Regions from separate parts of the Homo sapiens genome. Here region 1 is linked to region 2. A link is a contact called in ENCODE Hi-C or POLR2A ChIA-PET data. All regions are on one chromosome and are shown on one strand. The core of a region is the stretch at or near the end of the contact, and the rest is flanking DNA. Distances in the headings are between cores, read along the strand shown. Region 1 overlaps CUL1 (cullin 1). Region 2 overlaps CUL1 (cullin 1).

What was found. Hi-C counts contacts between places; a loop is a spot of excess contacts on that map. ChIA-PET counts read pairs that join two places held with the same protein, here RNA polymerase II (POLR2A). Pooled maps may share reads with other maps.
Region 1: a map of left ventricle myocardium superior shows a loop between it and region 2 (2.4-fold over the local background). The contact joins two enhancer-like sites. A Hi-C loop is called at or near these places in 19 of 168 maps with a recorded cell type or tissue (A673, CD4-positive, alpha-beta T cell, CD8-positive, alpha-beta T cell and 14 more), 1 of 37 single-sample maps with no recorded cell type and 9 of 50 pooled maps. POLR2A ChIA-PET finds 5 or more read pairs at or near these places in 13 of 52 experiments (AG04449, CD4-positive, alpha-beta T cell, CD8-positive, alpha-beta T cell and 9 more).

Annotation. Positions count from the first base shown.
Region 1 is chr7:148,771,290-148,775,939 of GRCh38, reverse strand. All of the region lies in intron 9 of CUL1 (cullin 1), which reads right to left. Among named protein-coding and RNA genes, the nearest start is that of CUL1, 75 kb to the right of the region's middle. RefSeq lists enhancers at 2,219-2,268, 2,589-3,788. Within about 2 kb of position 3,204, at least 6 of the 41 ENCODE cell types and tissues checked have a DNase peak (open chromatin) inside an H3K27ac peak, as active enhancers do.
Region 2 is chr7:148,709,316-148,714,452 of GRCh38, reverse strand. The region is part of intron 1 of CUL1 (cullin 1); the gene reads right to left. Among named protein-coding and RNA genes, the nearest start is that of CUL1, 13 kb to the right of the region's middle. Within about 2 kb of position 3,097, at least 2 of the 41 ENCODE cell types and tissues checked have a DNase peak (open chromatin) inside an H3K27ac peak, as active enhancers do.

The DNA.
Region 1 (4,650 bases), core at 1,955-4,454, 61 kb before region 2:
TAAGTGATAGGAAGATACCATCTTCAAGGTACTTACAGGCCATTACCGACCTGAACTAAAAATCAAACCTTTTTTTTTTTTTTTCTGGTGGTATTTTAATGATTCACTGTTTTCTTTAGCAGGAATATAGATTTAAAAATGTATTCTTTAAAAGTTTTAAGGCAAGGTCATACGAATTTCTCAGGGGAGGGAAACAGACAAAATAAATCCAAACCATCCTTGTTTCTCTGAAGTTATGTACCTGTAATTCACAAATTTAGCTACGTGCTATATGAATCAATGTATATTATCAGCATATATCAGCTTTTTGTGTAATTAAATGTCTGACTTACTGTACAAAACCGTGCTTCCTTTTGTCCTAAAGACACTCTTTCTCCTTTCCAACATCCACTCAATCAAAACCTGCACATTTGTTTCTTAAAAAAATGTTTTAATATAGAAAATTTTCAATATGTTCAAAATGAGAAAAGAATAGTAAAATCAACCCCCATAAACCCATTAGCCAGCTTTAAGGAATAGCTATGGCTCTAAGAGTCTATGAGTTTCTCATCTGACCCTCTTCCTGTGTGTGTAAGCTGACTTTATCCATGTGTATCCTATCTCCTTTGAACAAACCAAGCTGGGTTACACTCCAAATGTAAGGTTCTGTAGCTAATTTTATCAATGACTGGACAGTGTTCTTTTCTTACCATCCAGAGAATGTTTGCATCAAGACTCAGTTATTTAATCACGCACTTCACTACAGAAGAGAAAGGGGATCTTGGATGTCTAAACTAAACCCAAACTCAAATCTACCAGAAGTAGCTGGTAGTACATTCGTCTGTTCACTGGTCTAAGTTCACACATGACTGGGCTTTTATAATTATTTCTAACTCAACTTCCCAATCTAAATCACAGAACTTTTTCTGCTAATGTACTCGGATCTACCCCTTAGTCTTCCATTGAAAAATAACTTGCCGGAGCTACCTAATTTCTGCCTATCAAATTCTCTATCTGATGTGCTGCCTTTTGTAAGTATTATACCATCACCCCAATCCTGGAGCCAGCTACTGAGAGCAGCTTCTGAAAACCTCTCCTGTTTCAACACAGCATTTCTCTCAGAACTGCAAATAAAGTTCACAACATTTCTCCCCAGTCAGTGTCTGCAGCCCAACACTCCAATGTTAGACCCAGCAGCCCTGCCGGGTGTTGAAGTATCTCACAGACCCATCTCTGTTGGGCCACACTGCAATACCTGTTAGGCTGAGGACACTAAATCAAGATATGGTTTCAAAGAGGACTTGTGCTTTTTTGTTGCTACTTCTGCCCTGAAGACCAAGTGTAAGGAGATATTCTCTTATAGCCTGATTTATGTTCATTTACAGAGCTGTCTTTGTGGGGGAATACAGTAACATCCAGACTGCTGAGCAACTGTGTGTTAAACATTCAAAATGGAATCAATTGTATAGTCAAGAATTAACAGGAACTTACAAGTCTGCATTATTTGACCCTTCTCCTGAACTTTATTTTGGCATTGTGCTATAAGCTGGTGTCATGGAAAACTATCAAACTACCCAAGGACTTGACATCCTATTTCCTTGTGAGTGTACTGCTGATGATGCTGTCCACGGCACTACCATGCTTTTTAGGATGAGCCACTGGAGAAAGTATCCTCAGCTCTGACCATCAAGAAAAATCATTCTTCTGAGTTACTAGCCGATCGTACCCCACGGCGCTGGCTGTCTTTAATGGCAAGCTCTCTGTACTGACTACAACGATTTCGAGGCAAATCATGACCTACCTCTAACAAGAGTAACGGACTGCATTGCACACACTTTGAGAATTATATTAAGCTCTATTTTGTGTCTCATATCCTTATTTTGCTATTCTCCGATTTATTTAATTTATCTTATTTTATTTCACGTATTGTGTGAGCAGCCCCAAGTCCTTTTCGGAGCAATGGGAAGTGTAACTAAGATGTAAGTATACTGATAAGGTGTCATAATAAGCTCTGAGGACACAAAACTGGATAGAGCCATCTCTGCTACAATAGAGGGACGTTCACACGGACATCTAAAGCATAAAGCAGTGTCACATAAACAGTCCAATGTGCCATTATTTCAAGGGGGAGATGCTACCATTCCAAGGTGACTGAGAAAACTTTTGAGCTGGGTTTTGAGAGATAAATAGGTATTTCACAGGTAGAAAAAAGAAGGACTGTCTCTAAGAAGAGAAGACAGAAGAACTAGGAAAGCAGAGTGAGGCAAATTTACACAATGGTGAGTTCCAGCTGAGAAGACACACGCAGCGGGGTCAAGAGTCGTGCAGCCGAGACGGCAGCCCTGCAGCAGACGGCCTTCACCATTATCATCCACAGATCCTCGCTGGGTAAGAGGCTAGGCCCGAAACCACAGAGCATAAAACTATAATGAGGCGTGAGCTTCGCTCTCAAGGGCTGTACCACCCATGGTGCAGTGACAGGAAGCACAGGAAGTTATAACCACATGTACACTTGTAATGAGAGTTTTACAAATAGGGCTTAGGATAGAAGAGTTAAGGTCAGCTCTTTCTAGAAGGGAGGATTTGAGCTGGCCTTAAAAGCAGGACTAAGACAAGCAGAAGGTAAGGATGACTGTGTTATAAGTAGAGACATTAGCCAGAGTTTTGGGGTAGGGGAATGATATTATAATAGTTTCACTGGAAGACAGGGTTCATGAAAATGTGGGCTAATTAGAGGATTTTGATTTAGTGTAATATTATGATTTATATTATCACAAGGAAGGGCTTTATTCTGCTTTGTTTAAAACAAAGGATGAAAAGAACACAGAGTAAAATTATAAATGTATTAAGTGGTATTTCTGAAAGACGAAACTGCTAATTATCATGAGGGATGAATGGGAATGGGAGAGATGTGGGGCCATTTGGGAGGTGCAGTGATAAACGAAGCCCAGATTAAGATGGTAGCCTTGGGACTGGAGAGAAAATGCATAGAAAACAGTAAGAGCCAAGGGAGGAGGAATTCCCATGCTCCACTGACTCATCCCAGAAGACAGAGGAGGAGACAGCTTGCTACCGAGACAGGCAGGCTGCTTACTGCTTTGAGGAGGATTCTGAGGCTACGTCCAGACCCTGCAGGAAATTATACCCTATTAGATTACTAATGCTTATGATGAACAAGGCATGAGGGCAGGGTGACTCATGCTACACAGCTGCCACCTCTGTGCTAAGGAATGGAGAAGAGGTGAGTTTCAAATGAACCTGCAATGTAGGCACTAAACTAGGCAGATGAGGTCACGGAGATGTGACAAGGACAAAGGCAAGGCATTCTAATTCAGAGTTCTTGACATCACGTCTACTACAGGAATGCCCTAAATGCTTGCTAAAGAAATGAAACAACGATTTCAGTTTGATCTGCAAAATTTGTTTGCCCTTTGATTTGAAACACTGACCACATCATGCAGCTAAAAATACTCCTCAATTTGGGATAATGTTTCAATAAGCCCATCATAAACTGAATGTGTGGGTTTTTTTTTTTGTTTTTTTTTTGAGACGGAGTCTCTCTCTGTCACCCAGGCTGGAGTGCAGCAGTGCAATCTTGGCTCACTGCAACCTCCGACTTCCAGGTTCAAGTGATTCTCCTGCCTCAGCCTCTGGAGTAGCTGGGATTACAGGTGCCTGCTAACACGCCCGGCTAATTTTTGTATTTTTAGTAGAGACGGGGTTTCGCCATGTTGGCCAGGCTGGTCTTGAACTCTTGGTCTCAGGTGATCTGCCTGCCTTGGCCTCCCAAAGTTCTGGGATTACAGGTGTGAGCCACTGCGCCCGGACCTGAATGTGTGACAGTATTTTCAATGTACGATGAGTTTATTGAAAGTATCATAAATGCCTATTGTTTTCATGCCATTTTAAAGTCAAAAAAATCATTAAGGTGAGCCATTCTAAGCAGGAGACTGTTTGCAGTTGCTTTGGTCAAATAAGAAAAATTAAGAGCCTAGCACAGGGCCAGGCACACACAGTGGGCATTCAATTCTTTTTAAAATGACCACGTGAAGGAATGGTCTCTGCTTTGAAGATGCTCCCCTTCAAGCCTCACTAAGTGAATGGAGGCCATCACCTTCTATATTTTAATATAGACTATTTTTTGATACATTCCCAACCTGTTCCTGGGCCAGCAATCATGCATGGGGTTACTTGCCTATTAAACAAGCCATTTCTCCTATCCCTTGCTCAGCTCGAAACCAGTTTGAAATCTCATCCTTGAATATTTGTGTGCAAGGTTCCCAAAGTCCTCCTGGTGCCCCAGTGCAATAGGCTAATTGATCGCCTCACATATCAGTTGAGCACAAATGCCCTTGATCACGAGGCTCTCTGAAGGCTGGAGAGAACGCTTCCAAACAGAGTGGAATCCTGACGGACAGTCCCCTCCCCACTCCGAGGTTCGGAGGGCTCTCTCTTCAGTTTCACGTCACTGAGGGCTGCCAGCTTTTAGGTGGCGAGAGGGAGATGCCATGAGGGAAATTCCCCTTCAGCCAGTTTTCCAGAAATAGCCTTTAATGTTTAAATTGGTTTTAACTAGGGAAAAGATATGCCTTAAGAAAAATTCATAAGTAGGTTCTAAAACTTCGAACACAAAAAATATTTGACTTACATGATAAACTGGAAACCTCTACG
Region 2 (5,137 bases), core at 1,848-4,347:
TAGATAGGAGGAATAAGCTCAGGAGATCCAGCACCCAGCATGGTGACTCCAGTTAATAATAATGTACTGTATTTTGAAAACTGAAAATTGCTTAAAAGCAAAACAAAAGAGAAAAAACTGCTTATAGTACATCTTAAAAGTTCTTACCACAAAAAAATGTTAAGTATGTGAGGTGATGGATATAATTAACTTGATTTAATCATTTCATGATGTGCAGCGTACATATATCAAATCATCAGGTTGCATGCTATTATGTTTTGTCAATTATACCTTAATAAAGCTGGGAGTGGGAATTAAACACCAAAATACCGACTTCTCAGAATTGCTATAAAGAATAAATTAGTAGAGCCTCAAAGTTTTACTAAATGGATATAGCAGGCTTCTCGTTGTGATCAATCTTTGTCCTTCTAATTATATAAATATACACACATGCAGCCAGGCGTGGTGGCTCACGCCTGTAATCCCAGAACTTTGGGAGGCCGAGGCAGGTGGATCACCTGAGGTCAGGAGTTCAAGACCTGGCCAACATGGTGAAACCCCATCTCTACTAAAAATACAAAAATTTGCCTGGTGTGGTGGCACACACCTGTAGTCACAGCTACTTGGGAGGCTGAAGCAGGAGAATCACTTGAACCCAGAAGGTGGAGGTTGCAGTGAGCCGAGATTGCACCACTGCACTCTAGCCTAGGCGACAGAATGAGACTCCATCTCAAAAAATATATATATAATATAAAATACACACACATGCTAATTTAATTCATTCCTTCAAATACACACATTTTGTAATTACAAGAATTCTCACATATCATTACCCAGAAGTACAGAATTTTCTCCTATAAACATCTTAGGAATTAGAAAACAATTTTTTTTCTCTTAGAGTTGATACTTGAATAAGTAATAGAGGAAGGTCCTTTTAAATCCTAAAAAATCCACACACAAGCACTAAATGCCTTAAATATTGCTCAATTCAGAAATGAATCTTAATTAAGTCAACATCTATATTCTTCCTATTTTACTACATGACTTCCAAGTAAGATGCCACAAGCGTCACTGGTATAAATTGCTCCGGAAAACCTGAAAACTTACAGAAAATCACAATCACATTATATTTAACAGGTGTTATAAAGACTGCCCAGTTTGTCCAAATAAACTAGTTTTAACTGCTGAGGACTGAGTATCAGTTCTCAGTTTCAGCACAATGCTTTTACTCAATTACCTAGATTAAATCATGCTTACTCAATGGTCTAGATTGGTACTTGCGTGTATTTTGTTTCCAAGTACTTGCATTCACTTTAGGGCAAGAAAAAACGGTATTACATTTGATCATGATCATCTACACCACACATGCTTTTCAAACTGAGGGCTGCAATTCATTATTGTGTAGATCATGAAACCAACTTAGTAAAAGGGAACTGGAACTTTTTAAAAAATCAAATAAAGAAAAAGAGCTCATAGAATGTAACAAGGTTAAGTATTACTCAGTGCATTTTTTTTTCCCAGTTATGTCTGTGTGGGTGCTGGGTTATCCCACAAAAAATATTTTACTAAAGAAATAATTCAAGAGGCACTGATTGACAGTACACAGTGACAAATTGCAAACAGCTAATATGGAAATGCGTGGGATGTCTGTGAACTTCACAGTTCTGGCTCCACAAGTCACTGGCAGTGTGAGCTTGGTCAGATTCCTTAACTTCTGCGCCTGTATTTCATCATCTGTACTAGAGATAATACTGTAGTACCTGTTGTATAAGGTGGCTATGAGGAATAAGTGAGTTACGAAAATAAAATGCTTAGCAGAGTCCTTGACACACGGTAAGCATTTGCTACTATTCATGTTAACACTACTATAAAGGGTTTCTAATATCTATGCAATTCCTAAGATAGTATTTAAATGTTAAACCACCCATGCTTATTTTTGAAGTCAAAATGAAGTAAATTAACGTTACCTGAAAACTCCACAATACCTTTGATAACTGATGACACCAGAGGTGGCACTTCTCTAAAATTCCCACCAAAATGTAACTTTCAGCACAGGGTGGAGGAATCCTTTGTATCGGGACAGACCTGGGGATCCAGCCTAAGCTGTGACAGAGTTAAATTTTCCTTGAAATATCACTCTATCTTAAAATTCACATGAATCTTTCATTCTACCATGAAATACATGTTTAACAGAATACTTTAAAACACCAGCTCCACAGGACTTCCTAGCTCTCTTGCTAGTGAATGAATGGGATGCTGTTGTATGAAACCCACTGACTTTGGAAAAGCCGCTACTGGAGAGCTTTCACTGCACATCAGCATCCAAAAAGTTTCTCTTCTGTCTTGGCACCACTGTATTTTCAGAACCCAGCTTAACACAAATACAAAGATACAAACAGCAAGCCATTCTGCCCTCCTTTTAGAGGGCCTGTGGAAGTGGTGCCCCAGGGAAACATCCTCAGGCCACTAAGCGTGGAAGGCCAGATGTGCACCTCCTGGCAGGTCTCTCCCTCTCCCAGTGAGGTGTGCACGTGAGGTCCACTTCCGTAAAGGATGCCCTTAGTCAACCACAAACGCTATTAACTCCCATTTAGATGAACAATCTCAATTCACAGTTCCCACAATCCTCTTCAACTAATTTCCAAATTTCCCTCATGTGTGGTGAACCGTTTGCCCTGCAGTTGATTGTGGGGCCTTGAATAAGTATCTGCTCAATAAGCAGATTTTGGAAGCTAGTGTATCACTAAGTGAACATGAATCTATTCATCAATAAGACACCCCTTTCTATTATTTTTCTTTCGACTAAGATAATTTAACCCTGAGTCGAAAACTCTGATCAGTAATTTTCCCTAGCTGAGCAAACTTTCAAATACACTTCCCGTTTCACTACAAACTGGTTCAAAAGGAGAAACGGCGCTACCGTGCTCTTTATTTGATTTAGGGCTTTTATGTTTTTTGTTTTAAAGACAATTTACCACTTTAACCGCTCTCCTGAAGGAACTGGGCACAGTTAAGCGACACCTCTTTCTGGTAAGATGCTCCTGACACATGTCCCCCGTGGTCCCTGAACCACTCAAGGCTCACAGTGAGTGATGTCACCCACCGCACCTGTGGTTCCACCTGTCAGATTTGCACCCCCATTCTCTGCACATATGTTCAATGCTGCATTTGCTAAAAAGCATCTTGCTGAAAATTTCCTTACTAGCTATTACAACATCAAGTACTAAGAACTTTTTAGTATTTTCCGAAATTATGGACACTGGGGAGAGAGTATGAGGAGAAACATATATGCACAGAAGTGTACATTTAAATCAGTCAAGAATAAATAATTTGGAAAAACAGTTTCTCAATGATTTGAGTATGTCTTCTGAGCTCACAAAAATCTGTAACTCGATGACAACATTCAATAAGAAGCAGGGTTCTTTTGGGAAGGGGACTTTTTAAATTTTGCTTCCCACTCTGTCTCAAAACAATCTGGCCATACCTATAATAAAGGAGAAAATGTGGGCTGGGCACGATGGCTCCTGCCTGTAATCTCAGTACTTTGGGAGGCCGAGGCGGGCAGATCACCTGAGGTCAGGAGTTCGAGACCAGCCTGACCAACATGGTGAAACCCGTCCCTACTAAAAACACACAAAAAAAATTAGCCGGGCATGGTGGTGGGCGCCTTTAATCCTAGCTACTTGGGAGGCTGACGCAGGAGAATTGCTTGAAAACCAACCAGAAGGCGGGGGTTGCAGTGAGCTGAGATCGTGCCATTGCACTCCAGCCTAGGAGACAACAGCGAAACCCCAACCAAAAAAAAAAAAGGAGAAAATGTGGTAAAACCTGTAGCATCAGCTTCACTTATGATTCCGAAACAGCAGTAAGCCTCTAGACATTTACATTTGCTCGTATTTTTTCTGAGACGGAGTCTCGCTCTGTCCGCCCAGGCTGGAATGTAGTGGCGTGATCTCGGCTCGCCACAACCTCCGCCTCCCGGGTTCAAGCGATTCTCCTGCCTCAGCCTCCTGAGTAGCTGGGATTACAGGCATGCACCACCATGCCTGGCTAATTTTGTATTTTTAGTAGAGACGGGGTTTCTACATGTTGGTCAGGCTGGTCTCGAACTCCTGACCTCAGGTGATCCGCTCGCCTTGGCCTCCCAAAGTGCTGGGATTACAGGCGTACCGCGCCCGGCCCACTGGTATTTTTTATAGTAATGCCCCTAGTCAAGATGCACCTTTCTTTGTAGTTACAAAATTTTCTAGTCAATTTCCCTCATGGTCTGTACAATTTGTATTTATTTGTCACCCTAAGAGTGGTGGGTTTTGGAGGTTATTGCTAAGGGGCAGAGACACAAAAGCATCAACAATAACTTAAACCCATATTTTACTTATTTATTTTTGACACAGGGTTTCACTCTGTCACTCAGGCTGGAGTGAAATGGTGCCACCTCGGCTCACTGCAACATCTCCCTCCCTCTAGGGCTCAAGCGATCCCCCCACCTCAGCCTCCCAAGTAGCTGGGACCACAGGTGTGGGCCACCACACCTGGCTAATCTTTTCATTTTTTGTACAGATGGGGTTTCACTACGTTGCCCAGGCTGGTCTCGAACTCGTAAGCTCAAGCAATCCGGCCACCTCGGCCTTCTAAGTATTCAAATTACAGACGTGAGCCACCACGCCTGGCAAAACCCATACCTTAAGCAGGCATAAAGAATATCCTGCATGTTAAGATTGCTACTGATTTCTGTCACCACCCTAGCTGTGGCTGGGACAATACCATAGTCTTCACTGCCCAGCCTAAGTTTCATGTGGAAAGTCTCAACAATAGTCGGTCCATATTTTTTATTTCATACAATTTACATTAACTTGTGTATTTTCTCAAGCAAGCTTTTTAAGCTTATACTTCAAGTAGCTTACTTTGAAAAACATAAATGCATGTTCCCAGTTGAAAACATAGTTAATATTTTTAACAAGGTAAAGAACTAATGCTAACATCACAAAATCCAGATTTTTCCCCATAGTTTTGTTATCGTCAAGAACTCATATATAATAAACTTACTTTAGAGGACTTGAATCTCACAAACTTCATTCAATTTTCTAAAATAAAATGTACACATCAAAACTGCAAATAAATAAACTTCTGAAAAATATAAATACAATGGAATAAAGAG